Regions from separate parts of the Mus musculus genome. Here region 1 is linked to region 2. The links are chromatin loops, found by intact Hi-C in ENCODE. Cell type or tissue: left cerebral cortex. All regions are shown on one strand. Region 1 overlaps Osbpl2 (oxysterol binding protein-like 2). Region 2 holds the start of Mtg2 (mitochondrial ribosome associated GTPase 2).

Region 1 (5,000 bases), 85 kb after region 2:
GATGGGCATACCTTTTCTCCAGCAGCGAGAATGAGGGTCTGAAACACAGAGTTCCTTCCTGCACTCAGTACTGCTCTGCAGGTGATTGTTGGTAACTGTGTTTTAAACTCCTTTCTGCAGCAGGAAGAAGCTCTTTATCATGTATGGCAAGTGGACAGAGTGCTTGTGGGGAATAGATCCTGCTTCATACGAGTCCTTTAAGAAGCAAGAGAAGAGAGGTGACCAGGCCAGGAAGGCCAAGATGGTGAGTGTCAGCTGCAGTGACCCTGCACAAGGTGGCCACGCCCTCCAGGAGCACTGTGCTTCTCTTCAGGAGGTGTATGTAGTGGGTGGGCTATGTCTGTCCAGACCAGACTGTCTTCTGTCTAGGTTCTGCTATCTGGGCAGAGGTGTTTGACTTTATTCTGTTTATGTTGTAGCTGCTGGGAACTTCCAGTGGAATGCAAGCCCTTCCACATAGCCCTTTGTAATACAGCTCTCACTTTGCCTGAGTTAGCTGAGGCTTACTTAAGTCAAGAACATCTCATTTCTGTTTTTCCAGTTCTTGAGTTCTCAGTAATATATTCAGCAGTCAGGAAGTACTGGCAAAGACTTTCCTCTAAGAATTTCAGAATACTGATGACTATAAGTTATTCTTAAGCAAAATTAGAATTAAAAGTGATAGTTCAAAAGAGGTATCTTACTTTCTAGATTAAAAAAAATCAGGATGTTCTAAAGCAGACATGTTAAATGTTCAGTATTTATTTAACAGAAATGTTTGGACTCATCCAGGTATCTAGTTTTTTTATGTTTTATATGCACTATTTTGGACATCTTTTCATAATAATTTTATTTAGTTATTTATTTAGTTAGTTTTTTGGAACAGGGTTTCTCTGTGTAGTCCTGACTGTCCTGGAATGCACTCTGTAGACCAGGCTGGCCGGAAACTAAGAGATCTGCCACTCTCTGCCCCAAGAATGCTGGGACTAAAGGTGTGTGCCATTGAAAGATCCTGGCAGAATGTAAAAGGACACAGAAGCCCTGAAATTGGCAAGATAGACGTCAGTGTTAGCAGAACTAGCTTCACTGATTTAGAAAAATAGAGGTGCACAATGCTCTGGCCACTCCTTGAACCTGTGTGTCTGCCAATGTTCTGACCAGGTGTGTGCCCATTGCTGCACCTTCATTAGACTCTTTCCTTGTATCCCTCCCATACCCATTTTTTGAGAATAGACATTGTTTAGATCTGGAAATCCCCTAATCTCCCCCTTCTCCTTTCCCCCCTGAGGGCCTATAAAAACTGGGAACTCTTTCCCCTCGAGGTCGACTCCTCTACCCCTGTGTGGGATATGAGTCGTCCCCAGAGCTCTGGCTTTCCCCGAATAAAGCTCGGTCTGTCGTGAGTTCTTGGGTGTCCGCTATTGTCCTGAGGCCTGAGCGAGGGGCTCCTCTTGGGGTCTTTCACCATCACTGCCCAGTGGTAATTTAATTTTTTTAAAAAAGGAAAATTTCTTCAAGTACGATAGTACACTTATGTAAACACGGGAGGATATCTGTTAGTTCCAGGGCAGCCTAATCTATACAGCAAGTTCCCAGCTATCCACAGTCTACATAGTGAGATTCCATCTAGAGAGAGAGAGAGAGAGACAGAGAGAGAGAGATCCATGTAGCATGTTGAGTCTGCTGAGTGCTGTCTGGTGCCAGTCTCACTAAGCTCACTGCTTCTTGGATCATCTGGCAACAAGGGCCCACCCTTGGCTTTGCTGTGGGCAGTTAGAAGGGCCCAGCCTTTGATCCTGGGTCCCTGGAGTTTTCACTCCACAGCTGTGTCCAGTAGCCGACTTTAAAGGCACATCAAACAGCTGTGCCTGTTAAAATGGGATGGGCTCATGAGCTTGCCCAGGAGAACAGATGGCACCAGGAGGCCTTTCGTCTCAGATGATGTGTTATGGGTCCAGAAGGTGGGCAGGCACATGGCCAAGCATGTGTGGAGGAGGACAGTGTTTGTATCTGCTGCTGTTTCAGCCTGTGAGGGTAGTCCAGCCTGGTACAGCTCTGCAGAAAGCCAAGCTACATAGACAGTTTGAATTTTTTTTCTCCTCTGTTAGAAAAGGCTGTGGCGCTGCACAGGGGCTTGGGAGCAAGTCTATAAGTGCTCTGGGGACCAGTCTTCTGGCCAGTAGTCATACTGAGGTATCCTGTGTTTCAGGATGATGGCCCCGAGAAAGCTAACAGTGATGTGCCTGGTGATGTGGCAGACGACGTTCCTGTGGCTCAGGAGACGGTGCAAGTCATCCCCGGCAGCAAGCTGCTCTGGAGGATCAACAGCCGGCCCCCCAACTCTGCTCAGGTCTGTTACCCCTCTGAGGCTGGCCCCCCAACTCTGCTCAGGTCTGTTACCCCTCTGAGGCTGGCCCCCCAACTCTGCTCAGGTCTGTTACCCCTCTGAGGCTGGCCCCCCAACTCTGCTCAGGTCTGTTACCCCCTCTGAGGCTGGCCCCCCAACTCTGCTCAGGTCTGTGTTACCCCCTCTGAGGCCGGTCCCCCAACTCTGCTCAGGTCTGTGTTACCCCCTCTGAGGCCAGTCCCCCAACTCTGCTCAGGTCTGTGTTACCCTCTCTGAGGCTGGGCCTGTCTGCTGCAGCCTATTCCTATTTGTACCTTTCCAGTCAGGCCCACAACTCTTCTACTTTGTTCTTGCATGTAGCCAACCAGCTTTCCACAAGCAGACAGGCAGGCTCCATCACATCCCTGTAATCCTGCATGCCCTTACTCCCTCGAGCTACCATGAGACTTATGTTGTGGTCCAGCCTGAGAGTAACTTCTACCTCCTGCTGCCTGTGTGGGACCTGGGAATAAGTGGGTATGGCAATCCACCTAGCATTCATATCTTGATGTAGAATTCATGGCAGAATTCACTAGTGCTTGGTTATGCCTTCAGAGCTCTGTCCTGACCACATTTTATCAGGATTGCTCCAGGGACTCGAGCAGCAGCTTAGCCTTAGGCGTGACTGTTGCTGTTCTCGAGGACCCAACTTCAGTTCTCAGCAAGCACCTGTGTCAAGTAGTTCACAGCTGCCTGTAACTCCAGCTCCTGGGAGGCCGAGCACCACTGGTCTTTGAGCATACCTGCAGCTACTTGCAAATTCCTGTGCGCGTGTGCGCGTGTGCGCGCGTGCACGCGCACACACACACACACACACACACACACGTGCACATAATTAAAAAATAAAAAAATATCCAAGGTGTGGTGGTACATGCCTTTAATCTCTGGGGAGTCAGAGGCAAGTGGATCCTATTAAACTATAAGTCTGCAAGGTGAGTTTCAGGACAACCAGAGCTACATAATGAGTTCCTGTTTCAAAACAAGCAAATAGAATAAACAAACAAATGAATCAGTCAGTCAGTCAAACCAGGCAAGGGTGCCCACGCCTTTAGTTCTAGCACTCAGGAGGCAGAGGCAAGGGATCTCTCAGTTTGAGGACAGCCTGGTCTACAAAGTGAGTTTCAGGCCAGCCAGGGCTACACAGAAACCATGTTCTCACAAAAGGCGGGAGTGGGGAACTTCAGGGCATGTGATGTAACTTAGTTGGGCAGTGGGCAGTGACATGGCTTCAGTGGGTAAGGGTGCTTACTACCTAGCCTCACAACTTCAGTTTGATCTTTGGAACACTTATGGTAGAAGGAAAGAATCAACTCTTATAGGTTGTCCTCTGGTCTACATGCATGTACCCACACACGTAATGGCACATGTACAACCACACACGTACACAGAGTAAATAAGTATAAAAAGAACAAAGGCCCGCTTACCTGTGAATATGTTGCCTTGCTGTATTGGTTTGCTTTTATTGCTGTGATAAAACATTGACCAAAACTAATGTGGGGAGAAGCTTACACTTCTAGGTTACAGCCCATTACTAAGGGGAGCCCAGGCACACACTGAAGCAGAGACAGTGGAGGCGCGCTGCTTTCCGGCTCATTCCCACAGACTTGTCTAAGGCCACCCAGAGGAGGCATTTTCTTAACTGAGGGTCCCTTTTCCCAGATGACTCTAGCTTGTGTTAAAGTCACCAAAACGAAGCAAAACAAATGAAACCCAACCAGGGTTCTCGATGTGCCACTGTTACCTTTCACGACGGCGTGAACTCATGGAACAGGATTCGTGTAGAAGAATAAAGCCTGTGTGGTGTTTGGGGAAATTTCTTTTTGGATGAATTCTCATTCCTTTTTGGTTCAGTGTGCATGAAACCCTCATGCCTATTTCTTTGGTGGATCTGGGGTATTGGAAATGGCCTGAGAAAGATAAGAGTGCACATTCGTGGGCACCACCATTACTGAGGGTACTGGGCAAGCTGGTTCTAGGACAAGAGGCTGTGTTAATGAAGCAGGATTCTAAAAAGAGTCAGATGTGAGTTATGGCTACCTGAGGACCATGTGGGGAAGCCAGACAGATTCTCTAACACTTTCCTCTGTGGACCTCAGGTCAGGGATGATAGCAATATCTGCTGTCCTTTTAATGACGTCAGTACCCCGGGAGTCACTTAAGTGGGCTGACTAGAGAACATTTACATTCCCTGTGGCCCTTGAGCCACATGCTCATAGATGACGTAAGAAAGAAGGCCACCTTGGGAGTCAGGATAAAGGTCTTTGCTGAATAGGATGCAGACACCCTCCTGTTGAGCAGGTGACACAAGACTGTCATGGGTTTAGTGCACCAATGGGTCATTTTCCTGCAGCCATGTGCAATAGTGCTTCTGTGCTTCTCCTGCAGATGTACAACTTTACCAGCTTCACTGTGAGTCTCAATGAGTTGGAGTCAGGCATGGAGAAGACTCTGCCACCCACAGACTGCCGCCTCCGTCCTGACATACGAGGCATGGAGAACGGAAACATGGGTGAGTGCTGTGCCCTCAGAAGGCTCGTGTGGGTAAGCTTAGGCCTGCTCTGTGAGAAGGATGCTCAGACCTTTCATCAAGACAGACTAACAGTGTGCTGCCTTCCAAAGATTGCGCTTTATGGAA
Region 2 (5,000 bases):
TGGCGGCTCATAGCTTGACATACATACACCGCTAGGTGACCATTTCTTCTGTGCCTAAGTAGGGCTTGAGGACACCTTCTGTGTCTTGGGTCATGTCACTATAACAAGGAAGATGTGCTTTGTGTGCAAGGACCATGAGCTGTCCTTTCCAGAACTTACCAATTGCCTGTGTCTCTCCAGTTTCCATGATCCCAAAGGATGTCTTTGTATTAGCGAGTAAAGAAGGATCGATGACTATTCCAAATGACAGTCGGTGAGAGTGTGGGCATCGTGAGGGGAGCTTTCACTAAGGAGGGCGCTGTCTGAAGAGCAATTCTTGCTGTCTCCGAGCTGCTTGTGTGTAGTATGGCTTTGGCCCTTGGCGTCATCTCTAGGATTTGAGTGTGCCCAAACCTAAGTTTATAGAGAATTTAAAGTACTCATGTTTAATTTTACAAGCAGTTGGCAAGTGTTTATATTACTTCTTCAGGACCTCTGAGTTCAGATTGCCAAGCAGATGTTCCTTTGCGTTTAGGGAAGTCTGAAATCCACACTGCATTTTTAATGAATCCAAATAACTTTATTACGTTCTTTCAAATGAAAAGGACAAGTTTTATACAGTGAGAATTGGGTGATTTTTTTTTTTTTTACATTCCTAGGATGTTTAATCTCGTTTTAATTCTGTGCAAACATGAGAGACAGCCTTTTTGAAAAGGTTCTATCAAAGGAAAACACCGCATATAATGCAGCAGGCATATTTTTCAGCATTTATTTAGATAATAACAATGTTACTATGAGAAGAAAAGAACAACCTTGAAGATGAGTGCTCAGAACAACCAAGAACATACAAAACCATCCCCAAGGATGCAGGGCTTGGTACATCAGACCTGTCCACCAGGATGCTTTTGCTTTATTTGTGTCTTATATGTAGCCCAGACTGGCCTCAAACTCACTACATAGCTGAGGCTGAACTTAATGATCCCCCAGCCTCCACTCCCGGGTACTGAGACCACGGGCATGCACCACCACATCTGTTTTCAGCTGATAGTTTTTAAAATATAAAACTTACCTGTAGCTCAGTAGTAAGGCACCTTTGTGGAGTTTGCTTGAATTAATCTTGACAGTCTTGCTGGAACTTACAGTGCAAGCTCCATTTACTTACAGGAGAATCAAGGGCCGGATCAAAGGACTTGTCTGTGTCGGCTGCCGTCTTACTCTAGGACATTCTCCCTCTCCTTGGGACCATTATCAACAACCATGGGCATATGTGTCTCATAGGCACAGGGTTTAGGAAACACACAGGCAAGGGCTGACTACATGACGGCTTTAACTTTACAGAAACAAGTTTCTGATCGCTACATGGCAGAAGTATTAGCAACTTGATTTTAGGGACTCATCATCTCTTTAGCTCCTTCCCTTTCTGGCAATTTTTATAAAACTAGCCTACAAGCTCACTTGGGGGCTAAATATCCCATTGAAAATGTCGAAACATTTTAAGTAACTGTGAAATGGTTTTTATTCCTTGCCAATCTGGGAATATGCCTTTTATGTATGCATACATGTGCAAGTGTGTACGTGTGTGTGTGTGTGTGTGTGTGTATGTATGTGTGTGTATGTGTGTATATATATGTGTGTATGTTAAAGTGCTGTATTAGTGTGTATGTGTGTGTGTATATGTAAAGTGCTGTGTTAGTGTGTGTTAATACTTTTTGAAAGAAAAGAACACTTAAAATATGTATCACCCCAAAAGTTCAATTTGAAATGTCTTACATTAAGAATTTCTTGAATGTTGTGTATATATTTTTAAAAGCACTTTGTGAAATAGTTTGTACATTTATTTCCTAATTTATACCTGATTTTGGTGTTAATATATTTAATGATTAATATTGTTTATTTAATGTTTTATTGATTTTTATGTAATTTTGTGGGGGAAAGTGATGCCAGTCTTTTTCATTGCCTGTATTATAGCTTTTCTTCTGTAACATGAATGTTTGAAAAGTCCTAGGCTGAAATGAACCCTTCGTGCAGGTGTGGTTGACTGTGTTTTGTTTTCAATGGTTCCTCCTACTGAAGGCCAGAAAAGATGCAAAGGGAGATTTGGAAATCGCTGCTCATTCTTCCTCCTGTTTCCCAGCATCCGTTCAATACTTGGTGAACTTGACCACTGAGGACTGGGGTTTTCAGATGTGCTGACCACTACGCGCTGCGCTTGTCAGGGGCTATGGGTGGATGGACATCTCTGCAGACTTAGCATATAGCACAGTGGGAGATGGGAGATGTCCGCAGAGGCACTGGGCAGACACAGGCCTGGCCCAGAAAGGAGGTGTTTTCCTTTCCTGTTGTACCTGTTCTCAGACGTGGGCTTCAGTGACTGAGTGTCCGTTCAAACTTGTAAAAAGAGGAAGACTTTCCATTTCCATTAAAACACTTTTTTAGCCATTACCTCATTTCTGTTTATTGAGCATGTTACGTCTGTCTTGTTATTTGTGAACGAAGTACAGTTTTTAAACACCCTATCATTTTCACCCTTGTTTGGTTGGTTGGTTAGACGGAGGCGCACTGTACAAACCTATGTGACTCTCAGACATTCCCGGCCTCTTTTTCCCGAGACTGGAATTAAAAGCGTGCGACCCGGCACCTGGCTTTTTCCTGGTTTTGTGAGACAGGATCACTGTGTGTCTCAGGCTGGGCAGGAATTCACGGCGATCCTTCTGCTCAGCTTCCTTGGTGCCCAGACTTTGGCTTTGGAGCCACAGAGACCACGGGATTCGGGGGGCGGTGCCTCGCCTTCCGGTTTGCTGCTGCACTGCGCGTGCGCGGCCAGAGCCCGACCCGGAACCAGTCGAGCGAGCGGAGGTGGGAGCTGTCGGGAGCGGGTGGGTGCGGGCGGCATTGCACGGGTGTGCGTTCTCCGGCGGCAGGCGGCGGGCGGGATGACTGGGCGGGATCTCTCTCTGTGTGCGGTGGCTCTAATGAGGAGAGCCCGTCCGGCCTGATCGCCGTAAAGTTGGTTTCTGAAAGACTCGCTCTCGCCTTAGCTTGAGCGTGATGGCGCACGCTTGTAAGCGCAGCTTCCCAGATGAGACAGGTGGATTTCTAGGAGTTCGAGGCCCGCCTAGGCCACATAGTGAGACCATGAACAGAAAACAATGGCAGAAACGTCCCCTTGCCCAGCTCTTTTGGAAAGCCTTTATGGATGCGCTACTAGGGTAGAGGCTCACCTGTTAAGATGCAGGCGCCGCAGTGTGTCGCCTAACTATGGGCAGTTGAGTCTTCCTGAGTCCCCGCCTCCGCGGCTTTGTAGAGGCATTCTTTTAAAGATGAGGTAAAGAAGCATTCTGCACACTAAGGATCGGTAGAGATGCGCCTGGGGTGCGAGCAAATGGCCTTGTTCCTACTCAGAAATCTAAAGGACCAGCATGGAACAGTTTCGGAGCTGTCGGGAGGTTTCCCTGCCTGCATGTGAACCAGTCTGGGACCTTGAGTGCTGGGTCGGGGATTGGGTGGGAGGTGGCAGCTGTCCCTCCAGTCAGTCTGTCCCACAAGGCCCCATAGGGCAGGCACCCAGACAGCAGCGTTGTTGAACGCGTGCTTTATTTTGTTTTTGAGACAGGCTCTCCCTTGCTGGCCTGGCACCCAGATGCCTGTCTGGCTTCCGGAGTGCATCTGCCACCGCACACAGCAGGAACACTTACCCCCACCCCCGTGAATGGCATATAATTAAGTAAAAACCATGTAATGTGAGTTGTCAGGTGACAAAATGATACTCCAGTTTCTAAATGTTTTCCACATGAAGAACGAAGTAGATCACAAACATATGTAATGAAGTGTAAAAGTATGTAGCAGAAACAGTAATGCCCGCGTGGGATTTAATATCCGGTAGCAAAGTGAAAATGGAATGCTTAGAATTAAGTTAGTTAACTGTGAATACTGTTAACCAATTGTGCTTAGCCTATAAAAGAATAACACTGAAGAAATGAAAACATTCCTCAAGAATGCTTTTTTTTTTCCCCCTTTCTCTTTTTTTAAGACAGGTTTGCATGTGTCTGGCTCCCTGGCTGGCCTTGAACTTGCTAAGTAGTAGAAGATGACCTTGAACTTCTGACCTTCCTACCTCCACCTCCTGAGTAAGTGGTGGCATGCCTGGATTATGTGATTCCAGGGGTCAACCCCAGGGCTTTGTGCATGCTAGGTCGGTAGGCATTCTACCAACTGAGCTACACCCCTCTTCCACAGTGCTTTCTTCTTTCTCATTGAAGACATCTTGGCACATGTCTCTAGTGCCAGCTACACAATCAGATCAATCGGTTCACTGTGAAACTAGTGCGGAAGGTTCCTGGACACACCTCTTGTGGACAGTAGCCGGGAGCTTAGCATCCTGTATAGCAGCAGTGGCCCTCTCACACGGTAGCACCGTGGAATTCCCCATACATGAAAGCCTTGCTGTACAGCCTTAAAGCATCTTGGCTCTCAGGCTCCAGGCTCTGACTCTCTTCATTGGCCCAGCAAAGGCACAGTTAGACAGAAAGTGAGGATGCCCTCCTAGGCTCCCTCTACAGTGTGCTGTGGGTAGACCCTACCCACTAGGACTTTCTGTGATGGCAGTATCCTAGTCTGTATTTCCTGGTTTAGCCCTGAGTGGCCTGTAGCACTGAAGAACTAGGTACTTGGGCTTTATTTACTCTGGTGAGTGTGCATGCCCATGCATGTGAGTGTGCAGATGCACACACGTGCACATGTACAGGTAAGAGGGCATTAGGTGTCCTCTAGCACTCTTTCTCATTCCCTTGAGGCCAGGTTTCTCCCTGAGTCTGGATCTTGCCATCTCAGCCTCCGTGTAGTGTGCACGGTTGCAGGTTACACCACAAGCATTCTTGCCCACCGAGTCATCTCCTCAGCTGGATTTTAATTCATTTTAACTTTATCAGTCCCGGGTGGCTGTAGACACTAGATGGGACAGTGCAGAGATTGCGTTAGGTAAGCAATGAGAGAGAACAGCGACGACGGGAAAGAGGTTTCGT

What was found. Peaks named below come from ENCODE experiments on the same cell type or tissue, not always from the same donor. Only the 100,000 strongest peaks of a DNase experiment are listed, where the experiment ranks them.
Region 1: a loop joins it to region 2, with 1.9 times the contacts of the local background. A loop is called at or near these places in 6 of 42 quality-filtered maps.

Annotation. Positions count from the first base shown.
Region 1 is chr2:180,153,079-180,158,078 of GRCm38, forward strand. Osbpl2 (oxysterol binding protein-like 2) reads left to right here. Exons shown (of 14, transcript NM_144500.4): 10 at 121-244; 11 at 2,189-2,329; 12 at 4,751-4,874. All of the region lies in intron 3 of Gm29886 (a long non-coding RNA gene), which reads right to left. Among named protein-coding and RNA genes, the nearest start is that of Gm29886, 16 kb to the right of the region's middle. In left cerebral cortex, no CTCF peak of the experiment used is centred here; a DNase peak (open chromatin) is centred at 1,948.
Region 2 is chr2:180,067,781-180,072,780 of GRCm38, forward strand. It overlaps Ss18l1 (SS18, nBAF chromatin remodeling complex subunit like 1), which reads left to right. Exons shown (of 11, transcript NM_178750.5): 11 at 1-2,421. It overlaps Mtg2 (mitochondrial ribosome associated GTPase 2), which reads left to right and starts at 2,813. Exons shown (of 10, transcript NM_181424.3): 1 at 2,813-2,835; 2 at 4,014-4,106. In left cerebral cortex, a CTCF peak has its summit at 2,850; DNase peaks (open chromatin) are centred at 2,804, 3,245, 3,533 and 3,566; H3K4me3 peaks cover 1,587 bases; H3K27ac peaks cover 1,695 bases.